3 separate regions of the Homo sapiens genome follow, and all the other regions are linked to region 1. Evidence: chromatin loops called from intact Hi-C (ENCODE). Cell type or tissue: endothelial cell of umbilical vein. All regions are shown on one strand. Each heading gives the region's core, and the rest is flanking DNA. Links, peaks and the distances in the headings are about the cores only. Region 1 overlaps RBM19 (RNA binding motif protein 19). Region 2 overlaps RBM19 (RNA binding motif protein 19). Region 3 overlaps LHX5 (LIM homeobox 5).

The links. Peaks named below come from ENCODE experiments on the same cell type or tissue, not always from the same donor. Only the 100,000 strongest peaks of a DNase experiment are listed, where the experiment ranks them.
Region 2: it touches region 1 in a loop (2.5-fold over the local background); 2 of 110 quality-filtered maps call a loop at or near these places.
Region 3: it touches region 1 in a loop (4-fold over the local background); 2 of 110 quality-filtered maps call a loop at or near these places.

Annotation. Positions count from the first base shown.
Region 1 is chr12:113,827,737-113,834,925 of GRCh38, reverse strand. The region is part of intron 23 of RBM19 (RNA binding motif protein 19); the gene reads left to right. Among named protein-coding and RNA genes, the nearest start is that of LINC01234, 58 kb to the right of the region's middle. In endothelial cell of umbilical vein, for the core only: no CTCF peak of the experiment used is centred there; a DNase peak (open chromatin) is centred at 3,785; H3K27ac peaks cover 720 bases.
Region 2 is chr12:113,910,144-113,917,332 of GRCh38, reverse strand. RBM19 (RNA binding motif protein 19) reads left to right here. Exons shown (of 24, transcript NM_016196.4): 21 at 2,248-2,364. Among named protein-coding and RNA genes, the nearest start is that of RBM19, 53 kb to the left of the region's middle. RefSeq lists an enhancer at 6,429-6,929. In endothelial cell of umbilical vein, for the core only: a CTCF peak has its summit at 4,439 (motif pointing right); a DNase peak (open chromatin) is centred at 4,442.
Region 3 is chr12:113,458,621-113,465,809 of GRCh38, reverse strand. It overlaps LHX5 (LIM homeobox 5), which reads left to right. Exons shown (of 5, transcript NM_022363.3): 5 at 2,253-3,777. The coding sequence ends at 2,620. Among named protein-coding and RNA genes, the nearest start is that of LHX5, 9.7 kb to the left of the region's middle. In endothelial cell of umbilical vein, for the core only: CTCF peaks have their summits at 3,264 (motif pointing left) and 3,900; a DNase peak (open chromatin) is centred at 3,249; H3K27me3 peaks cover 1,109 bases.

The sequences.
Region 1 (7,189 bases), core at 1,302-6,301:
GATATCAGGTGGTTTTACGTAACTCAGTCTCATTTCAGGCTCACAGCTCCCTTAAGAACAGTGTTGCTTCCATTTTACTGAAGCACAAACCAAGACCCAGAGCAGTTAGTTCCCGGTCTGAAGGCATACCGGTCTGGACACTGCAGAACTGTAGTTAATGTCTATACCTGGGTGTTCCATCGTACCCTGTATCCTCAGCACCTCCTAAATCCCAAATTGCCCTCTCTTTATTGGATCTGGGCTCCTGATCCAGCTACAGCAGCAGTTGCAAACCACAGCCTACAATCTGTTTTTATAAATAAAGTTGTATTGGAACACAGGCATGCCCATTTGTTCATATATCGTCTAGGGCTACTTTCTTCCCCTGCAAGGACAAAGCTGAGCGGTTGTGACAGAGACCCTATGGCCCACCAAGCCTAAAGTATTTACTTTCTGGCTCTTCAAAGAAAGGCCTTGCAGCCCCTAGGGCTTCTGAAGTGGCTGCCCTTATTTTATCCAAAAGCCAGGGGTGGCTAGTTCCTCCCATGGTGACTCCCCACTTTCTCAGAGCATATAACTCTAGAGGCCTCATAACTGCACCCCCAGTGCCCTGCACCTGGAGTCCTGTGCTTAGATCTCCAGCTTCCCTGGATAGGAGGCCCCATTCATTCATTCATTCATTCATTCAACAGTTCTTCACTGATGACCTTATTAGCAAGCCGTGCTCTAGGCACTGAGGGCAAAGCAGTGTACAAAAGAGAAAGTCCTCCCTCATGGAGCTGATTTGAGTGAGGGAGACAGATGATTGCCCCCCTCCCCTGCCCTACCAAAAAAATAAATAAATAGCAACAAAGTTCTAATGATACCAAGTCCTGCGGTGGAAATTAGAAAGGGTAAAATATGGTTGATACAGTGGCTCACACCTGTAATCCCAGTGCTTTGAGACGCCGAGGCAGGAGGATCACTTGAGCCTAGGAGTTTGAGACCAGCCTGAGCCACATAGCGAGACCCCGTCTCTAAAAAAAAACTTTAAAAATTAGCCAGGCATGGTGGCACACACCTGTAGTCCCAGCTACTCGGGAGGCTGAGGTGGGAGGATCACTTGAGCCCAGGAGTTCGAGGCTGCAGCAAGCCATGATTACGCCACTGCACTCCAGCCTGGGCAACAGAGCAAGACCCTATCTCTTTTTAAAAACGAAAAGAAAAGAAAGGATAGCCTAATGAGCTCTTCAGGACCACCAGAGAGGGGAAGGAGCGATTCCAAATATGATGGTTGGAAAGTCTTTCTGCCAAGTCAGCATTTCTGTGTGATTCAAAGGGACCAACTAGCCAAGGATCTGGGGAGAACCATCCCAGGTAGCAGAAGCCATGGGTGCCAAGGTCCTGGGGTCAGAGTGTGTTCAAAGCAGGCAGAGAAGCCAGCAGGGTTTCCTCCTGGGGCCTTGTCTGGCCTGGCAGGAAGCCCAGCTTGTATTCAAGGTGCAGTGGGAAGCTCCCAGAAGATTTGAAGAGAAGAGTCTCAAGACCCAATTCACACTGTCAGACCTCATCCCCTGCATTGTAGAGGGGCAAGAATGGAGGGCAGAGGTCCCATCCAGGCCAATAAGGGCCATGGAGCAGAGGCTGTGGAGGTGGGGAAGCAGGTGGATTGAGCATTTTGGGTAAAGGTAGAGCCAGCCAGACTTGCTTCTGGAAGGCAGGAGAAAAATCAAAACTGGTGCATAGGTTTTTGCTCCAAGCCACTCACGGGATGGTGGTGCTGCATGGTGAGCAGAGGCCCAGGAAGCTGGGAAGGACAGGTGGCTGGGCGGGGGTGTTCTGAACGTGTTGAAGTTGAGACACCTATTAGGACTCCCCTCGATGTCAGGCAGATAGATCTATGAGTTGGGAGCTCAGGGGCGAAGTCTGGGCTGAGATATAAATTTGGAAGTCATCAGCAGACAGATGATATTTAAAGCCTGCAAGAGTTAACCCCCCCTCCCCACTTCCATAACTTAATCATTCACAGGACAGTACATTTTCAAAAGACTGGAGACCAAGAGAGCCCGTTATCCCCACGTCAGCCTTTGCGAATAGGCCACCTTGATCTTGCCCATGAAAACATAATCATCGGGCTTTAAAACTCACAGTCAGGAAAGTTCAAGCAAAGATGTGAAGCCACAGAATTTGTTATTCAAAATATCCTTTGGTCGTGGTTCCTTCCATCCACCTGGAGACAGAGGTTTTCTGTAAGCTTCCCATTTTCATTCCTTCACCTGGGTCCTTCTTGCTTTCTCCTGAAGACTTGACTGTAGCAGCCCTTCCTCCAGAGGTGTTGAAGGCCTCAGCAGGAGGCGGGCAAAGAGGGAAACTGTCCCGGATTGCCATAGCGGGTCCTGACAGGAAAGGCCGAGACTGGGTGGGGTGTGGGAATATGTGGGTGATTTATCCCTGACCTCTTTGAAATGATCACTTTACAGCCAAAAGTGGCGGCTCATGCCTGTAATCCCAGCACTTTGGGAGGCCAAGGTGGGTGGATCACTTGAGCCCAGGAGTTCGAGAGCAGCCTGGCCAACACAGCGAAGCCCTGTCTCTTCTAAAAATACAAAAATTAGCCAGGTGTGGTGGCGTGCGCCCGTAATCCTAGCTACTCAGGAGGCTGAGGCAGGAGAATCACTTGAACCAGGGAGACAGAAGTTGCAGTGAGCCGAGATCACACCACTGCACTCCAGCCTGGGCAACAGAGTGAGACTTAGTCTAAAAAAAAAAAAAGAAAAAAGAAATGATAACTTTTTGTGTTCAGGGTAGTGTGTTTTAACCTATCTCCAGCTCCTGGTCATGTTGGGAAGTGGTTCCAGGAGAGGTTGAGGTTGCCTGGGAAACCCACTCTTTCTCACACCCCTGGCTATCTCAGCTGCTGGAGGCTGAATCCAGAGGAGAAAAATCAAGGAGAGGGAATTCTTTCGGTCAAGGCAGTTCCCAAGTGTGCGCCCAAGTGGTGCACATGGCTGGCCATGCAGGGAGCCATGATCAGAGAGCAAGATCCTTCTCCCTGCAGCAGTGCAGGGAGGCTGGGGGTCCTGGAGGCCAGCTGGAGCAGGTATCGCCCAGTCACCCCCTCCTACTTCCTTCCACTCCCCACGCCTGAGCCTCGCTGGGCGGTGTTTTGGAAATAATTCCAAGTGCTTCGGCAATATCCCGCACACTCTCTTCCCCTTCCCCCGGGAGCGGCTGTCCGTGTGGGGAAGGTACTTGCTCCCAATCCAGCTAAATTGTTATTGACTTGTGTTCTCTGTGTTCCGCAAACATTTCACTCAGCCGTCGCCAGCAAGGCCAGGAATCCCTGCTAGGGCTAACGGGGAAGCCAGCTGTGCCGGGCCATTTCTCGTGCTCTTCCTCATCGATCACGGAATTAAACTGACAGAAGGAGAATTTCAGAGCGACTTGGGAGGGGCAGGGGCTGGGCCGGGATTGGACGAGGGTTTGGGGACTTGGGGACCACAGTGCTAGAAACAGGGACAGGAGGAAGGGTGGGTTTCCCTCCAGGGTTGTAGCTGGTGGTAGGGGGTGGCCAGTTTTATTTCTGAACTGTAGGCTGGCCCAGCCTGGAGAAACCCAAGGAAAACACACAGACAAGGTTTTTATTACTGCTTCATGACCACAAATGAAAGTAGTGGGGTTTTGTAGACAGAGAGGAGAGAGAGAAAAGAGCAGAGACCACACTGGCAAGTTGTCGGCTGAAATTAGATCTTTATTTTGCCTACCAGTTATGAAAACAATGGTTTTGAATGAATCATCACTATTTTCCTACTGGAAGATTTGACCTGAAAATCAAGATTCTGACCTCTTCTGAAAAATCAGATTTGGCCAGCCTGGTTCCACATTCCCACAGGGCACCAGGCCCAAGGAATGGCTGCACGTTTATACGAAGGCTGGGCTTCCCCTTACGCACAATGCATAGCCCTCCCTGTAGTCTCCCCCGACCCCCTGGACTGTTTGATGCCATCATATTCCTATCTGGACCCTCGAGCCTTTGCACTTACACAGCCTGGTACAGACACCACTATACCTTGGCCCTATGAGATGTTACCAGCTGCTCCCTTTCAGCCTCTGCTTTCCAACCCAGGGCCTATGCCAAAAGAAAAGAGATCAGTAACTAATGTGGACCAAACCCTAAGACTTGGGGGATTCCTCCAGACCTGAGGCAGAGGAGTAGGGGATGCCTTCCCACCTTTCCTGGTTCTTTTTCCCTTTTCCCTCTGCAGTGAGTCACCCTCACCGGGACACTCCCCTTGCTTCCCAGCCGCACAGGTCTGCCAGTATCTGTAACTAATACAAACATGTGGGACCAAGTCTAGAAGCCCCCAGGCATAGCCCACCCCCCCCCCCCCCGCCCCGCAGCCCTAGCTCAGGGTAACTCCATGGGTATCAGGGCTGCAGCACCTTCACCAGCCCCTGTGTATGGGGTTGTGCGTGGCCAGTCATAGAATTCTGCACACACACAAGACACCCAGAGCACAGAGGGAAGTTACTCCACCCACCGACCCACTCTCCAGCCACTCAGGGAGCCCAGGTCCTCAGCACCAAGATTAATAACATCAGTCATCATAGCAGTCATCATATCCCGTGCTCACCCCAGGCCATTTGCATCAGAACCTCTGGAGGTAGGATCCAGGCATCAGTGGGTTCCTAGCTGATGCTACCAGACAGCTGGATTGAGAACCAATGGCCTTTGAAAAGGAAATTGCTGCTACATAGCCTGGGTCTGTTCATGCTTTTCCTGTTGAGACCCCCATCCTAGGGAGGCTGGGCTAGTGTCCCCCTCTGCGGGGCAGGCTTTGCTATGCTGTGCCAGTAAGGCTGGAGCCAACCCTATCTGAGCTCAAGGTCCTGCTTGGAAAGTGTGACCACTTGACTCTTCAGAGTCCTAGTGCGGCTGCTTCCTCATCTGAAAAGTGGGACAATGATGTTGCCTAGCTGGTGGAATTTCTGTAGGAAAGTCCAGAGCCAGCCTGCTGCTTAGAGCCAGCAGGCGCCTGAGGAGTGGTCCCTGCAGCTCGCCCCTTGGCCTTATCTTGGGCAGCTGGATTTCCCCTTTGCTGGGCACTGCCTGTCCTCTGGGGTGGCCTCACAGGACCCTTTGATTGTTAGCTTTCATGTTTGCCTGGCACCTCAACGGGCCGGGCCCTGGGCTAAGTGCTCTCATGCTTTATCTCATCAAATCCCCTGTGGTGGGTGCTACTACTGTGTCCTGTCTGCAGAAGAGTAACTTTGGTAACTCAGAGAAGGCTGGGACCACCAAGTGGCAGCACTCAGGTCCCACCTCGTCCTGTCCACCCTGAGCCCCAGTGTGGCCCCCATGGCTGGTGGTTTAGTTTATCCTGTGGAGTTTTGTTCACTGCCATATCCCCAGCATCATTCCTGGCACATAGAATATGCTGGGTCATGCTTGCTAAGAGTGACTGAAGGCAGGAATCCTTACGGTCCCCATGAGATAAGCAGAGCAGGCACCGTCCCCGTTTAACAGGTGGGAACACTGAGGTAAGGAGCTTAGCAGCTCCTGGGAGTCCCACAGTGGCAGAGGCCAGTCTGCGGCCCAGGCTCCTGCCCACCCGCTCTGCACAAGGACCCTCTCAGATCATACCTAGTTCTTAGAAGGACTCGCTGTGTTTTAAAAAGGCACAACTGGCTGGACGTAGTGGCTCATGCCTATAATCCCAGCACGTTAGGAGGCCAAGGCGGGTGGATCACTTGAGCTCATGTCCAACATGGTGAAATCTCATTTCTACTAAAAATACAAAAATTAGTTGGGCCTGGTGGTGTACGCCTGTAATCCCAGCTACTTGGGAGGCTGAGGCACAAGAATCACTCAAACCCGGAAAGCAGAGGTTGCAGTGAGCCGAGATCGCTCCACTGCACTCACCTGGGTGACAGTGTGATTCTGTCTATTTAAAAAAAAAAAAAGGCACAGCCCTAAAACAGCCTCCTGTATCAATAAAGGGACATTGGCTTGGTCTTAGGAGCCAGGCCAGTCTCCTGAAGAGTACCCTTTATTCTGTGCGTACCTGATGTGTGCCTGCTGTACACAGAGCCCTGAGATGCAGACCTATCTGGGTAGGAGAGCTCTGCCCGTGGGGGCTGCAAGATATGAAGCCAGGGAGGACAGGGAGAGACCCATGCAGAGGCACCAGCAGCTGAGGGTGGGGGTCTGGTTCAGCCAGCCTTCCAGAGCAGGCAGCCTCCCAAGCCAGGCCAGCCCCCGGGTGCCCAGCCCCCCTGCGGTACCCACATCATGGCACCCTCATACTCCCCAAGGGTGGGAGCTACAGGTGGCTGGTGTCCCCCAGCAGCCTAGGACTGCACACCACTGAGTCTGAAGATTGTGGAGCCTCATTCTGGCCTCCACACTCTGCCCCAACCTCCTTCCTCCCCTCGCCCACCTGTGCCCCCGCCCCCTGCCCTTCACCCCGGCCTCTTGGAATCAGTTCTGTCTCCGACTTAGCGGAGTTTGTGGAAGCCTTGCCTATCCTGTGTCTCGGGAAGTAGCAACTCAGGAGCCTCCAGGAACAGGAAGAAAAGCCCCCATAAGTGAGGCTGCGTGTCTCCAGGGGCAGCTAGTGCACAGCCTCATCAGTTACCTGTAGGCAGGGAGGGGACAGGTCTGCCACACTCACAGGTTAGCCATTCCAGGTTCAAGAGAAACGAGAGGTGCAGATTCTTATGTAGCATCTCCCTGTTTTTGAACATTAGTCACTGATTTCTGTATTCATGGCAAATCATGTCAGCAAATCCAGACACTCTTCTGTGGGCCCACAGTGGGAGGCCCTGCTCCATCCCATTGGTCACTTTTTTTTTTTTTTTTTTTTTTGAGACAGAGTCGAGAGCTGCTGTTGCTATCATCGTGTTATAGAGGAGGGGAGCAGCCCACCCTCGTGCTCTCAGTAACAGATTCCATCAACAGCAGTAAGAATGACCAACCTATATTGACAGCTTGCCGTGTGCTAGGCACTATTGTGAGGGCCTTACATACATATATTCATTCTTTTAATACCCTCACACACCCTAGGCGTGTAGATTTCATCACCATTCAGTAACTGCAGAAACTGAGAGGAGCCCAGAGAGGTGAAGCAACTTACCCAAGGTTGCCCAGCCAGGAGCAGCAGGGTTTGATCCTGGCAGCTCACCCACCCAGCACCCTGCATCTAGCACCCTCCACCCTGTACCTCAGGCC
Region 2 (7,189 bases), core at 1,410-6,409, 82 kb before region 1:
GTGCTAAGTAGAGGTTGTGTGTTAAGCATCCAGCACTTGCAGTGCCCATGAGCACTGAGCCAGCAGTTTCTTTCCAGTACCCTATCTCCAGAGAGCCAGCCTGAATTCAGCCTTGCAAGGTCTCACTTCCTAGCCAGTGTTCATGGAACCATTGTTTTACTCAAGAAAAAATTACAGCAAGCCCACTGTGTACCACATCCTCCTTCTAGGCATGGGGGATAGTGTTTCCTTGGGAGTTTACACCCTAGGGCAGTGCTGTTCCATAGAAGCTTCTGCAGCAATGGAAATGTTCCACATCTCTTCTGTCCAATATGGTAGTCAATTGCCACACATGGCTATTTAGCTCTTGAGATATGGCAAGTGCAACTGTTTTAGCTATCTATTGCTGCATCACAAAGTATCCCAGAACTTAAAGGCTGAAAAGAAAACATTATCTCATAGTTTCATGGGTCAGGAATTCAGGAGCAGCTTAGCTGGGAATTCTGGCTCAGGGTCTCTCATGAGGTTACAGTCAGGATGTCGGCTAGGGCAGCAGTCATCTGAAGGCTCAGCTGGGGCTGGTAGATCTGTCATTAAGATGATACACTCACATGGCTGCTGGCAGGGGTCCTCAGTTCCTCACCTTGGGGATCTCTTTCTGGGACCGCTTGAGTGTCCCCATGGCATGGCAGCGGGTCTCTCCAGAGTGAGTGATCCAAGAATGGGGAAGAAGGAGGCCACAATGTCTTCTACAACCTAGTCTTAGAATTCACACACCATCCCTCTGCTGTATGCTGCTTGTCACCCAGACCTGCCCTGATACAGCATGGGAAGGGATTACCCAGGGCATGAACACCAAGAGCCAGGAATCACTGGGCACCATCTTGGAGCCTGATACCCCAGCAACCGAGGAAGTGAATTTGTAGTTTTGCTGCTTCTATTTTTTTGAGACGGAGTCTCACCCTGTCACCCAGGCTGGACTGCAGTGGTGTGATCTTAGCTCACTGCAACCTCCGCCTCCTGGGTTCAAGCAATTCTCGTGCCTCAGCCTCCCAAGTAACTGGGATTACAGGCGCCTGCCACCACACCTGGCTAATTTTTGTATTTTCAGTAGAGACAGGGTTTCACTATGTTGGCCAGGCTGGTCTTGAACTCCTGACCTCAGGTGATCCACCTAAGCCTCCCAAAGTGTTGGGATTACAGGTGTGAGCCACCATGCCCAGCCTAGTTTTGCTTCATTTTAATTTAGATTCAACTAGCCACATGTGGCTGGTGGCTGCCATATGAGACAGCATAGCCCCAGAATGACAAGACAAAAAAAAGAAAAGAAACATGATTAAATGTATAATGTACTAGCACAGGGATCAGTGCCAGGAAGAGAAATGAAGCTGGGGGCTGTGGGTGAGGGGGCTGCCATTTTAATGGAGACAGGGAAGGCCTGTGAGGAGGTGACGTGGAGCAGGCCTGAAGGAGGTAAGTCCTAACATGGTCATTATCATAACAGCTGCTGTTTATTGAATGTTTACCACATTCTGGGTCCAGTGCTGAGTCTGCTTATTAAATCTTCAAACAATCAAATTAGGTGGGCCTATCATTACACCCATTCTACAGTGGAAGAAATGGAGGCCCAGAGCGGCCATGTTACTTGCCCAAGATCGCAGAGATCCTAAGTGTCGGATTTGGCATTCACACCCAGCTTGTTAACTCCCAGCCTTGCTCACTTCCCTACCCTGTTTTGGTGGAGTGGGAGGTTTCCCTGGGAGAGCAGGGAGACAGGCCAGGTAGCACTGCATTGGGGATGGCCTTGAACCTGGGCTGAGAGTGTCCTTGCTCGCCACCTGGTCCATCTGCATGGTTAGGCCCCCGCATGTTCCTCCTCGGGTTATTGATGAAGTGTCACAAGACCTTTGGAAACCAACTGGGGTCTTTCTTTGCAACTGGAGAGAAAGACACAATGGAGATTGGGTTTGGTGAGAAACCAGCCCCACCCTTAGCGGGGCTCCTTAAGTCCCTGGTGGCCCCGGAGTCTCTCAAATGAAGGTCAGCAGCCACCCAAGCACGGATGTGTCCCCCTGACGTCTGCAGCTGTTTTGGGTCCTATCACCTGGTGGGAGACGGCCTTCCTCTCCTTTCACGTTGGTCCCGCACCCCACGCACACTCCTTGAATCCATCACCTGAATATTCTGATGGAGGCGTAGTGGAGTCAATGTTGGGCAGGAGCTGCTGAAGCTCCGAATAACTTGGACCCTCTCCCCCCACCACTCCAGGCCAGCCGTGACATTGGCTCGGAAGAAACAAGTTCCCAGAAAGCAGACCACCTCCAAGATCCTGGTGCGGAACATCCCCTTCCAGGCCCACAGCCGGGAGATCCGAGAGCTCTTCAGGTGAGAACTTCAGGTTTAGTCCAGGGGACTGGCGTGTGGGCGGGGAGCCTGCCCGAGTCTCAGGGAAGATGGCCTTTGGGTCCTGGATGGTTCCGTTGCAGGCCGGCACAGTGGTCTTTCAAAGGTCATCTTTTGGCTGCTTTTGATTTATCTCCCTTAATCTCAGATGTGGCTCCCCAGAGCACTGTGCAGGAAAAAAGTCAAAACAGCCAGGCTTCCCCCTCTCCGAGGCAGATGGAGAAAGGGCAGGCAGGCTTCCCTGTCCCCATCCACAACGTGCAAGAGGGGCAGGGGCCCCAGTGGCTAAAACCCAGCCCTACCCATGATCTGCTTGAAATTTCCTCCATCCAGGCTACCCCTTTGGTTTAAGGTGCTGGTTTTCCACCTTAGCCACACATTCCAGCCACCTGGCAATGGCTAAAATACACCTTTCCCGAGGCTGCACCCCCAGAGAGTTGGATTCCATTTTTCAACAGTGGGGTCTAGACATCGGTGTTTTGCTAAAAGCTCCCCAGGGGATCCTAATGTCCAGCCGGGGTTGGGGACCAGTGGCCTAAATGACTCTATGGAAATGAAGGCGAATTACCTGCACACATAAAGCAGTCCGTCAGCACCTGCTTGCACAGGGGTGGAAAATGCAGCTGTCGCAGGGACCCAGCCGGTAACGGCAGCAGGCTGGGTGGGGACTGAGCAGCAGGCGGGCCTCTCTCTGGTCATCCAGCTGGGATGCCATGCAGGAACTCAGGCTTCGTAAGACCAGTTCCCATGTTTTGAAAGAGAAACCAGCCATGTGGATTCTTAAGGAGAATTCATCAGCAACTAATTCACTTTTTAAAAACAAAACAAGTCTGGCCTGCCCCAGGGCCCCTAGTTGGTGATCCCTACGCTGCCATGTTACAGTGTTTGGCTTTTCAGATTAGGTAGGCACCACCCAGCACCAAGCCATGAATGAAAGAAACGTCCTCATATCAGGGCCTAAGGGGAATGCTTGAAGCCAAGGCCCCCCCACCCAAGGCATGGGCAGGGTAATAGAGAGACCATCTAGCTCTCAGAATGCAAAGGCAGATGAAGTCAGCTTCACCTAAACACATTGTTGAGGCTTCGGTGGGATCCAGGACTGCTCGGGGGACCTGCAGCACCATGGCCTGCGCGTGGGTGAACATTTAGGATTCTAGACACTAGGTCTCGTTCGTTCATTCTACACTTGCACAAGGGTCCAAGAGTGAAGCCTCTGTTAGAGTTGCCAGTTAGCATCTTGCAAGGTAATCTGTGGTTACAAAATCAGCCTTGTGTTTTGGAGATGAGAAACAATTATCTTTGTGTGGCATCTACCTTCTTTGCTCTCACTCTGTAGTTTGAAGAATAAGAAGTCATGTGGGGAACTTCAGATATCTTTGTCCTCCTTTTCCCCTCTGTTTGTTCTAAATCATACACTAGTATTCAGTTCATAAACAGATGTGGTGTGTGGTGAGCTGGGATCTGAGGCAGAGACCAATCCTGCCAGTATCTGGGAAGCAGGATCTTAGCTATGATCTCCGGGTATCCTGCACAGCAGGAATAGCCTGGCGAGATGGGGTCATGACCTGGGGGGAGGTTTCCCATTTCCCTAAACCTCGACTGATCAGTCGTCCCTCCAGGAAGGTACATATCCTTAGCCTCTCGGTATGTCTGCTTGTTTAAACATGCTCTGCTTTTTAAAAGGAGTCCAACTTAAGAACTGCCAGATTAAAACGGGCTTGCTAAGAAGAGCGCATGTTGATCGGGAAATAATATCCCGCTGAAATGACAGTTTCACTTGGTTCTGCAGTATATTTAGGATGACACTTATCCGGGGAAACAAAAGACCACAAGGGAAGAGAGAGCACTTTGTGTGATCTCATGTATTATATTTATTTTTAGAAGACAGGGAATTAGTGTCCACTGAACATAATTACATGTGGTGACTCTTCTCCTTGCCATTGTTCTGATGAGAGTTTTCTTAAAACCCTGGAAACGTAAGACCTTCTTGGAGGGCCGTACCTGCTATTGTTGTTCACTCCGGCTGGGGATGTAAGGCAGTTCCTCGTTGCAGACAGCAGGGGTCGCTGTGAGCCTTCTCAGGGACTTCAAGATTGTCCAGGGAAGCCCCAGACAGGATTTCAGACAAAGCCACTGGCCGGTAAAGGTCATTAGCCAGGGGGAGGTTTCAGGGTTTCGGGGAACCAAGCTGGTCCATTTGGGCAGGCAGGTTCTATGGGTTTCTCCTACCAGGTGTAGTAAAAATCACAACTCCCTTTTATTACACGCTTGCTGTGTGCGGGGCTCTGAGCTTGAATGCCTTCCCGTGCAGAATCACCTCTTTTAAGCCGCACAGCAGCCCTGCGAGGGATGGATGCTGTCATTCCTTTTGCACCCAGACAGAAACTGGAGATGGAAACTAGGGAGATGGAGTGTCCTGCCTGGGACCATGCCGCTGAATGGGGATTTGGATCTAAGTCAGCCTAACCCAGAGCCCCGGCTTGGAGCCACTCCTCTCTGCTGCCTGTTTTCTTGGGTCTAGAAGGAACTGTCTTCCTCCAGATCATTCCAGTGGGACCAAATGACAGCGAGTGTGTCATTTATACCAGGCACTGTGCTAGGCACGAGGCATGTAGCCATTTCAGGAGAGACTCAGGTCTCTCTGTGGGGGACCAGAGAGGAAACTGACAGGGACAGCCAGTGGGACAGGTGTGCAGGTGAGAGTGCAGGGCTCCGGAGAGCATTCTCTGGGCAGGGCCTCAAGCTACCCCGCCTGCTGGAGGGGAGAGAAGGCAGCCTCCTAGCCCGAGGCAGCAGTGCCTGGGGCCCTTCCCGGAGGCCACCAGCCTTCCACTCGGGCCTCAGTGCACCACACTCCAGCCCCTTAACTAACCAGCCTTGGGTTAAACCAGACAGGCATCAGGAGGCACTGCATTTCCATGTTTCTGTGGGATCACTGTCTAGGGTGACTCAAGGATTATGCTTTTGGAAACTCAGAGAGAGGCACAGCAGTGGATTTGCAGACAGCGATTCTCGTCTTCTCTGTGGCTCTCTTTTCGGACTTCAGTTTCCCCTGGCATAAACTAGTGGTAGTAACACTAGTGATAACATACACTAATTTGTGATGATGCTGTGGTAATACGTGTGAGTGTTGATTTCTTTCTCATGTCCCCGGCCCCGTGCGCTGCAGTGCCTCATGTTTCTGGGGGCCCATTCATCACCGTGGCCCGGTAAAGTAGTTTCATGTCTCTGTTTCTCAGTGAAGAAACCAGCTCCAGAGCCCAAATTCCACCCACTGGGTCATCAGATGCCTCAGGCCACCACGCTGCTCATCGGCCTCAAGGACTATAAGGATTAAATGAGATTGTACAAATGAGGCACTTAATCCAGCCCCTGGCAGAGTAACAGGTAGTTAATAAATGTTGACTGTGGTGTTCAACAGCACCAAACCAGTGGAGCCAGGATTTGAACCCAGGGTTTGAATCTGAGTTTATAGACAGAACCCAGGTCCACAACGGCAGTGCTGAAGCCTTGAAGGTCCTGGGCAGCGTTTTCCTGGTTTTTTTGTTTGTTTGTTTTGTTTTTGTTTTTTCTTCTGTAAAGGAAGGCTGTAATCCTGTAATCCTCTATTTCTGCCCCATTCGTCTGTGTTCTGGGGTAGAGAGTCAGGAAGGACCTTGAGGGACAGGCTGAGCCAGCTCCCCTTTATCCCCCAAAAGGAAATGTGGAAGACACACAAATAGGGGTGTCCCAGACTGTGCAAGTATGCATGTACACACAAACTTCTCACCCCACCACTCAAACAAGGACGGAAATGGCCAGTGGTCAGCTCACCCGGCAGGTGCCCAGAGTCTTAGGTTAGTATGGATCTAAAAGAAGGAAGGAAGGAAGTGGAGACTGGGCTTCCCACCCCCCCCACCGCCACCCCATCTGGGTTTGCTCTGGAGTAGGTATGTTGCACATGTGTGTTTTGCCATGTTGTTTATTTTCCTCTTTCCCTGTCTCCACCAGGAAGTGCCCAGGGCAGAGAGGCAGTTCAGGGCCTGGATCGGGCCTGAGTGTATACATGCAAATGAAGCTTACACTTGGGGCTCTCCTGCTGATACACAGCAGCTGTATGCAGAGCTCAAGCGTTTGGTGGAGAGGGTCTTATTTCCACCCCCATTTCAAAAGCTGGAAGTGGTGTTAAAAACAGAGCTGGCTAATACAGGCATCGGGGAGGCATGGGACATGGGGTGAACCACGTGCCACGCAGTCTTTGTATCAGTTCGTCCACACAGCAGCCCAACATGGTAAGACTGTTGTTAAACCTGCCTTCTATATGAAGAAACTAGGGTACAGACAGTAACGGTGCTATTCCTAGATGGACCCTCGGCTTGCCCATTTCTGTCATAGTCCATGGGGCAGCCTTGTTTGAGCCACCTGGGTTCTGGCAGGCAGTACCCCCCATCTTCCAGGAAGGAGGTTCTGCAAACAGGATTGGCCTCACACTTGGTTAAATGCACTGCTGTCACCATCTTGAAATTCTTAGTAATGTGTGAACAAGGGGTCCTGGATTTTTCTTTTGCGCCAGGCCCTGCCAACTATATAGCCAGTTCTGCCTGTGAACCAGTAGAAGAATCGGGAAGTTTGGAGCCTGGGTGTAGTGGCCATTGGCCAGGCTTAGTTTGCTCGCCTGCAGGGTGGGAATGAAGAGTGTGTCTGCCTCCCCTGCCTCCCTGCCCAGGCGGTGAAAGGCTCAGGGAGAGGGTGGGTGGACAGGCTGACTAAAGGAGGGAGGTGTTTATGGGAGCATGTCTGTCACTGTCATGATCATCACTAAGGCCCT
Region 3 (7,189 bases), core at 1,035-6,034, 370 kb after region 1:
TCCACTCACCGACTCTCTCCACCTAAATTTGCCTCTTTCCCTACAAAATCTGGGCCCGGAGCAGCGAGGTAGTGGGGGCGGTACCGGCCCGGAATTTTTCCCCGCCTGGATAATTAACCAAGGTTTCCCCGAGGACCACTTCGCCCCCGCCCCGACCTATCCCACCGCCTCCTCTCCCTGCGCGCTGGATGAGGTGGGGAGCTGGATACTGGGGGCCCCTCGTTCCCCGTAATGGTGGGGAAGACTCCCCAGCCCCCAGCGAGGCAGCCCCGCCTAATCCGCGCTGGGAGATCCCGGCGGTGGCGACCGGCAGCGGGCGAGAAAGGGGCCGGGCGGCGGGGCCGGCGGCTCCCCGTGGGAGCGCGGACAAAGCCCCAGCTGCGGCTTTTGTGCCCTTTTCAGACGGCGTTTGTTCCAATTACCTCCGGCCCGGCCGCCATATGGGCGGAGGCGGCGCGCACGGCGCGGGGGCAGCGGCCTTCGCTGGTTTTCCGGCTCGCCGCGGGCCGCGGCCGTCTCCCATCCCTGTCCCTTTGGGGCTCCAAATTTGCCGCTCCCCATCTTCCCCTTCACTTTCGGGGAGAATTAAATTAATGGTTTTAAAAAGTAATTGGCAACCGTTTTAGCTGTTGCTTAAACTGCCTCCAAGCCACGCCTCCAGACACCCCCCATTTGGACAGATTTCAGGGTTTGGAGAGGGAAGAGGGTGGCAGGGGGCATCAGGAATTCGCCCCTTGACTGAGATCCCAGGACTCAGCAGGGGGAGTGGATTTGCAGAAGAGACTCAGGCTTCTGGACTCGCTGGTTTTCCCGCCGTACAAAGCGGGTGCCTGGTACAAGGTGGTCCTTTCGTGACGTCCCCCACGTCAGTCCTTCAGGGCCCCACCTGGTGGGGGAAGGCAGGATATCCCGAAGGTTCTGGAAAAGGGGCTATGTGGGGCGGTCAGAGAGTTGATACAGATTTGTTGAGGCAGAATGGGTTTGCAATCCGGAGTCCCTACACCTCCTGAATTTATGGGCAAAATTCTCATCCTTGCATTTTCCTTGAGAGAGAGCCCATAGCTATCACCAGCTTCTCAAAAGATCTCAATGTCCTCAGATGCTTCAGAACCTGGGGGTGCTGGCAAAACCAACCCGGGGCAAGGCTGGAGGACCGAGCTTCTACCCCAAGGAGCCCGCGGAGCTCTGGCCATGACCCAGAGAATCTTCGTGTCCTCCTCCCCCTCTCCCAAGTCGCTGGAGCTCAGTTTTCTCTTTCTCAGGCTAGGCTAGGCCGGTACAAATGGTCTCACCGGGATCGACGCGGCGGCCGTACTTGGCGAGGCGAAGGACTTGGACTGGGTTGGTAGGGCGCAGGGACCGAGTTTAGGGCGCCAAGGCCGCCCCGCCCGGCCCAACCCACCAGTCGCTCCTGCCGCGGCCCGGATCCAGTTTCCCCCGGCCAGGTCGCTTCCCGGTCTCAACCATTTCGCGCTCTGCTCTGTCCGCTGGTTTGTCCCTGCCCGGTTCCTCTCCCCGGGCCTGTCAGCCTCCGCTTCTCTGGAGGTTCCTGGGACTCATCTCTGATCCACCGTCTTGCGTTCTCTGGGCGCATCGACTTCTCTCCATCTTCGGGCTCACTCCTGACTCCCTCGCTGCCGCCCCCGGGGGTTTCCACGCGTGTCTCTAACCGCGGCCGTCTTTCCTCTCTCTGCGTCTCCTCGACTCCTCCGCGACCCTCCGATGTCTCGGGCTTTCGGGTCTCAGCCGCGGACTCCGCGTCTCTGGGTCTCTTTTCCGCCTTTCTCTCTGCCCCTCTGCCGATCTCTCCGTCTGTCTCTCGCTGTCCCGCATCTCTGTGTCTCTCACCGACCCTAAGACACTTAGGAATCATTGTCTGTCTCTGCGTCTCTGGCCGCCTCTGTCTCTCTCCATCTCTAGGTGTCAGGGAACCTGTGACTGAAGTCTCCGAGTTTTTGCCGCGTGTGTCCCCCACGGTCTCGGAGTCTCTCCCGTCTCTGTGTGTGGTCTCTGGCAGTCTGAGTCTCTTGCCCTTTCGAGATCTCTCATTGTCTCTCTCCCCAACCCTCCCCGTGAGCCTGCGACGTCCACCGTCTCAAGGGGCGCCGGCCTCCGCAGGTCTCTCTAACCTTGGGTCGGTGTCGCGCGCTCCCCTCTCTCGCCCGCCCGGGTCCCCTCCCCGGGTCCCGGGTCCCCCGCCTACTTCGCCTTCTCTCACCGCGCCCTGTCTCCTTCCCGCTCCCCCTCCGCAGACTACCAAGGCGACTACTACGCGCCGGGAAGCAACTACGACTTCTTCGCGCACGGCCCGCCTTCGCAGGCGCAGTCCCCGGCCGACTCCAGCTTCCTGGCGGCCTCTGGCCCCGGCTCGACGCCGCTGGGAGCGCTGGAACCGCCGCTCGCCGGCCCGCACGCCGCGGACAACCCCAGGTTCACCGACATGATCTCGCACCCGGACACACCGAGCCCCGAGCCAGGCCTGCCGGGCACGCTGCACCCCATGCCCGGCGAGGTATTCAGCGGCGGGCCCAGCCCGCCCTTCCCAATGAGCGGCACCAGCGGCTACAGCGGACCCCTGTCGCATCCCAACCCCGAGCTCAACGAAGCCGCCGTGTGGTAAGGCCGCCGGGCCGCCCCCCGCGCTCGGCCCCCGGGGGCCCCGCCCCGAAGCAGCCTCCTGAAACCAAAACGCCCGACGCAGACGCGGTGGGAGACGTGGGTGTCCCTCGGGGGTTCTCTCTCGGGTCCGCACTCAACTGGCAGCTGCTCCTCGGCTGGGCGCCGAGGGGGGGCCGACCCCCATCTCCACCCCGCGGGCTCTCCAGGAGCCTCAGCCCACCGCCAGTACTCTCCCAGCAACCGCGAGCAATTTCTTGGGACCAAAGTCAATACTCCGGAGGGTCAAGAGATTTCGAGCACGCTCTAGACTTTCCCCGGGCCCCCACCCACCCACCCAGCCACCGCCACCTCTTTGGACTGAGAGAGGGTGAGGCCAAGGGGCGGAGACGGTGTTTTTCCCTCTCTCTGCAATCCGAGTGGCATTTTGTAATCTTATTTCTCGCTGTGCTTTCCCCGTCTTTAAAAAAAAAGATGATAAGAAAAGGAGAGAGATTGAAAGAGAGGGAGAGGAAAGGGGGCAAGATGAGGAGGAGATGGAGAGACAGCGTCAGCCAGAGGGAGAAGACGGAGAGCGAGCGAGGAACTCGCGTGAACCGGGAGCCACCGAGAGGGAGACCGAGCCACCTGCACGCTGGCGCTCCCTGGTGGCCAATCTTGAGGCTCAAGGTCAGCTTCTCTAGGAATAGGGCTGTGGGTCAGGAAGTGGCCAGCCGGGTCCAGCTCCCGCTCTTCCTTACTTTGACGTTTATGTTGAGCCCGAGGGAGCAGGCCGGACTCGAACACGCACACATCCTGCTCTCCCCCTGGGTGGGGCGCCAGGATTGCTGGGCTCAGACCCACAGACCACCCTCCCTGCCCAGGGCCTGGAGGCTGGGCCGTCAGGATGTACAATATTATACTTTTTTGGAAGTTGAACGCTTCTAGTTTCCTTATTTTGTATAAAGAAGAAACAAATAAAGTATGTTTTTGTGTTTACTGTTTATTTATTGTACTCTAGTTATCCGGGGTTGGACATTTTTATATTTTTAAGAGGAGGTAGGGCAGAGTGACGGAGGGGAAGCAGAAAGAGGTTTACCTAAAAAAAACAAAAAACAAAAACAAAAAAAATCAACTTTTTTTAAAGAGAAAGATTAATAAAAAAAAATCTTTTTTCCCTCAGCGCTGTGTGGTTTTCTTTTTTTGTCCCTACCTTGATAACGACTCAGAGAGAATGAAACCATTCCTTTCCCTGGTTCTGGTCTCTGACATTAAACCCTTGATGGGTGCAAAAACCTCTGCTCACCCAAAGGGGGAGCTCTTCTAGTGACTCCCAGGTTCATGAAAGTGACTGTCCTCTTTCGACAGCTACTACGTGCCAGGCACCGTATCTCCCCATGCTTTATGTAATACCCTGCTCTAACACAGGCCTGCCCAGCATATAGTAGGTCTTCAGAATGTTTGATGAATGAATGAATGTGTGATTTGTTTGTTGCCAGCACATCAAAAGAATTAGAACTTCACTCCTAACTATTCCCCCATGTAATTTCTGGTGGCCCAAAAAAAGAGCAGGCTGGTAAGCTGATGCTGGTTATCTGCAAGGCTATGTTAGGACTGAAGTGCGCCTCCTCCCCAAAGTGAGGCTGTTGTGCTCTGCAAATCTTATGCAGTGCATGCTTGTCTTTAGGTAAAGGCATGAGGGAAAGAGTGTCCAGTGAGATTTAGGAGGCCTGAGGCCACTACCTAAAACAAGTCACTCTCCTTCTTTGACTCAGTTTCCCTACTTGCAAAAGCAGGGGTTGGAGAGAGTGCTTCCTACATTCCCTTCCAACTCGAATGTCTGTAATCCCAGCACTTTGGGAAGCTGAGGTGGGTGGATCACCTGAGATCAGGAGTTCAAGACCAGCCTGGCCAACATGGTGAAACCCTCTCTCTACTAAAAATACAAAAATTAGCCAGGCATGGTGGCAGGCACCTGTAATCCCAGATACTTGGGAGGCTGAGGCAGGAGAATCGCCTGAACCCGGGAAGCGGAGGTTGCAGTAAGCTGGTACTACATTACTGCACTCCAGCCTGGACGACAGAGCAAGACTGTCTCAAAAAAAGAGAGAAAGAAAGGAAAGAAAGAAAGAAAGAAAGAAAGAAAGAAAGAAAGAAAGAAAGAAAGAAAGAAAGAGAAAGAAAGAGAAAAAGAAAGAAGGGAAAAAAGAAAAAGAAAGGAAGGAAGGAAGGAAGGAAGAAAGGATAAAAGAAAAAGAAAAGAAAAGCAGGAGAGGGAGGTAAAAATAAATAGAAGAGTGTCCTGCATTGGGATCACTTTTCACCCAAGCTCGGGGTGAGTGAAGCGGCCCATTGTAGCTGCAGCAGGGGAAGGTGGGGAACAGACCGCCATGGGACAGGCGCACGCTCAGAGCCCCACTCTTCTGCCCTTCTTCTTTATGTGTTCCTCACAAGAATCATGCAATGTGCCTTGCCTTTTTCTTTTCTTTCCTTACTGCACATTCATCTTTATCAGACCAATGCTACTTGCTTGTGGAAAATTTAGAAATCTCAGATAAACAAAAGGAAGAAAATGTCACCACCCAGAATCTCAAGCACTATGGAAATCTAGATGATGCATTTTCTTTCAGACTTCTTTTTTCTTTTCTTGTTTTTTTGTTTGTTTTTTTGTTTGTTTGTTTTGTTTTGTTTTGTTTTTTCATTTTGAAACTAGAGATCATACCCTATACTCAATATGTGGTCATCTGCTCTGGTTCACTCAGCAATAGCTTCCAGATGTATAAACTGATCTTCATAGACAGAGCTATGTCATTCTGTGTAGTCACTGCTTAAAGTTCTCTTCAATGGCTGAGCCATCCTTTTATGGTTTTTGTTTTATTTTTAACCAAGTCTATTATTGGATATTTGGGTTTGTTTCCAACGTTTCACCACTTTAAACCACATCAGAATATCCTTGCAGCTGAATCCTTGGACGTGTATCAGGGTAGGTATTATTGGCCCCCTCAGGGTACTCAGAGAGGTTGAGGGACTGGCCCAAAGTCACACAGCTGGGAAGTGGCAAAGCTGAGATTCAAACCCATGTATTGGGTTGTGTTTCTACTTCTCTATGGTGCCCTAACTGTAACGGATTTTAGAGGCCAAGAGAGAATTTGCAAGGTGGACCTCATCTCTGGCGGGTCCCTGAATGCTTTCTGGGCATGTGTGAACTTTACAGAAGGGCTCACTTAGAACTTGCACCAGAGCAATATGGGGGAAGCGAAGCTAGGGGGAGGAGAGGACTCACCCCTTCCTCAAACAGGGTTGTGACAGGGAGATACAGGTTGGGGAGAGAGGGGAGGGGAGGAGGGGTGAAAGAGAGGAAGAGGAGGGGAGGGAGGCAGGAGAAAAGGAAAGAATAAGGAAGAGAGGAAGAGGAAGAGAAGGGAGAAAGGTTAGGAGGAGAGAAAGAGAAGATTAAATCTGTGGCAGGAAGAGCCCCCATAGGTGTGCCAAGTCACCTACTGCTCATGCTCCATGGTGTCCAGGGACCGCCCCCAGCCCCTACCCAGATAGGACGCTTAGACCCAGAGGTGTCCTTCAGTGAAGGCAGCAGAGTGAGGCTACAGAATGAGAAACCGCAGTAGAACCAAGCCCTCTGCCCCTTTCTCCAGGTACAGGCACACACATGCACACACACACGCACCAGACAGTTACATATGGGCCCACACAATGAACACTTACACATGCAAATACATGTACACGAACAAAAACACAAGCATATACTGATGCATGTTCACAGGCATATGGATTTACACACACACACACACACACAAAGCAGCCACATGGACACACAGCTGTGCATGCACACAGAGACACATACAAATACAGACAAGGGCACAATGGTAGGCGCACACATCTACATACATATGCACACAAATGTACATTAACAGACACCCACAGGCTTGTGTACACAAATGCACACACCTACAATATGTCTAACCCCTGTGGACACACAAAAACCCACACACCATGTCCTTGCACACATGCTAACACACATGTACACAGGATATATACCTGCCCCTTAAATACTCACAGCTTCAGTCTGGGAGAACTGGGAGAGGAAGAGGTCCCCTTTTATGTCAGGGACTTAAATAACCCTGGGGTGGCCCCATCAAGATCTCTGAGGGTGGCTCCAGAAGCCAGGTTCCAAGAGGGATGCCATGATTTCTGCATGATCAGTACTTGTGGACACACTCCCCATCATTCCTTCCTCTGAGTATTCACAAGTGAAGCGGGTTGGCAGCCTAGGTCACCTGAGAATGGGATGGAGGCAGAACAGAGCAGGAGCTCTGGGATCCAGGACACTACCTGGCTGAGGAACTGGAGGTTGCTCACTATGTCCCCTTTCTGGTCACTATGTCCCCTTTCTGGGTCTCAGTGTGCTCACCTGTGAAATGGACTCTCAACATCATTTCCTCCACAGGGTGAGGATGGAAGAGAAGTGACTCAGCCTGTCGCCAAGGTTCAGGAAATCTAGGGCCTGGGTTACATCCCCATGTCCATGTCTCTCTCTCTGTCTCTCTCACACACACACACACCAGCTTCCATGGAGGGT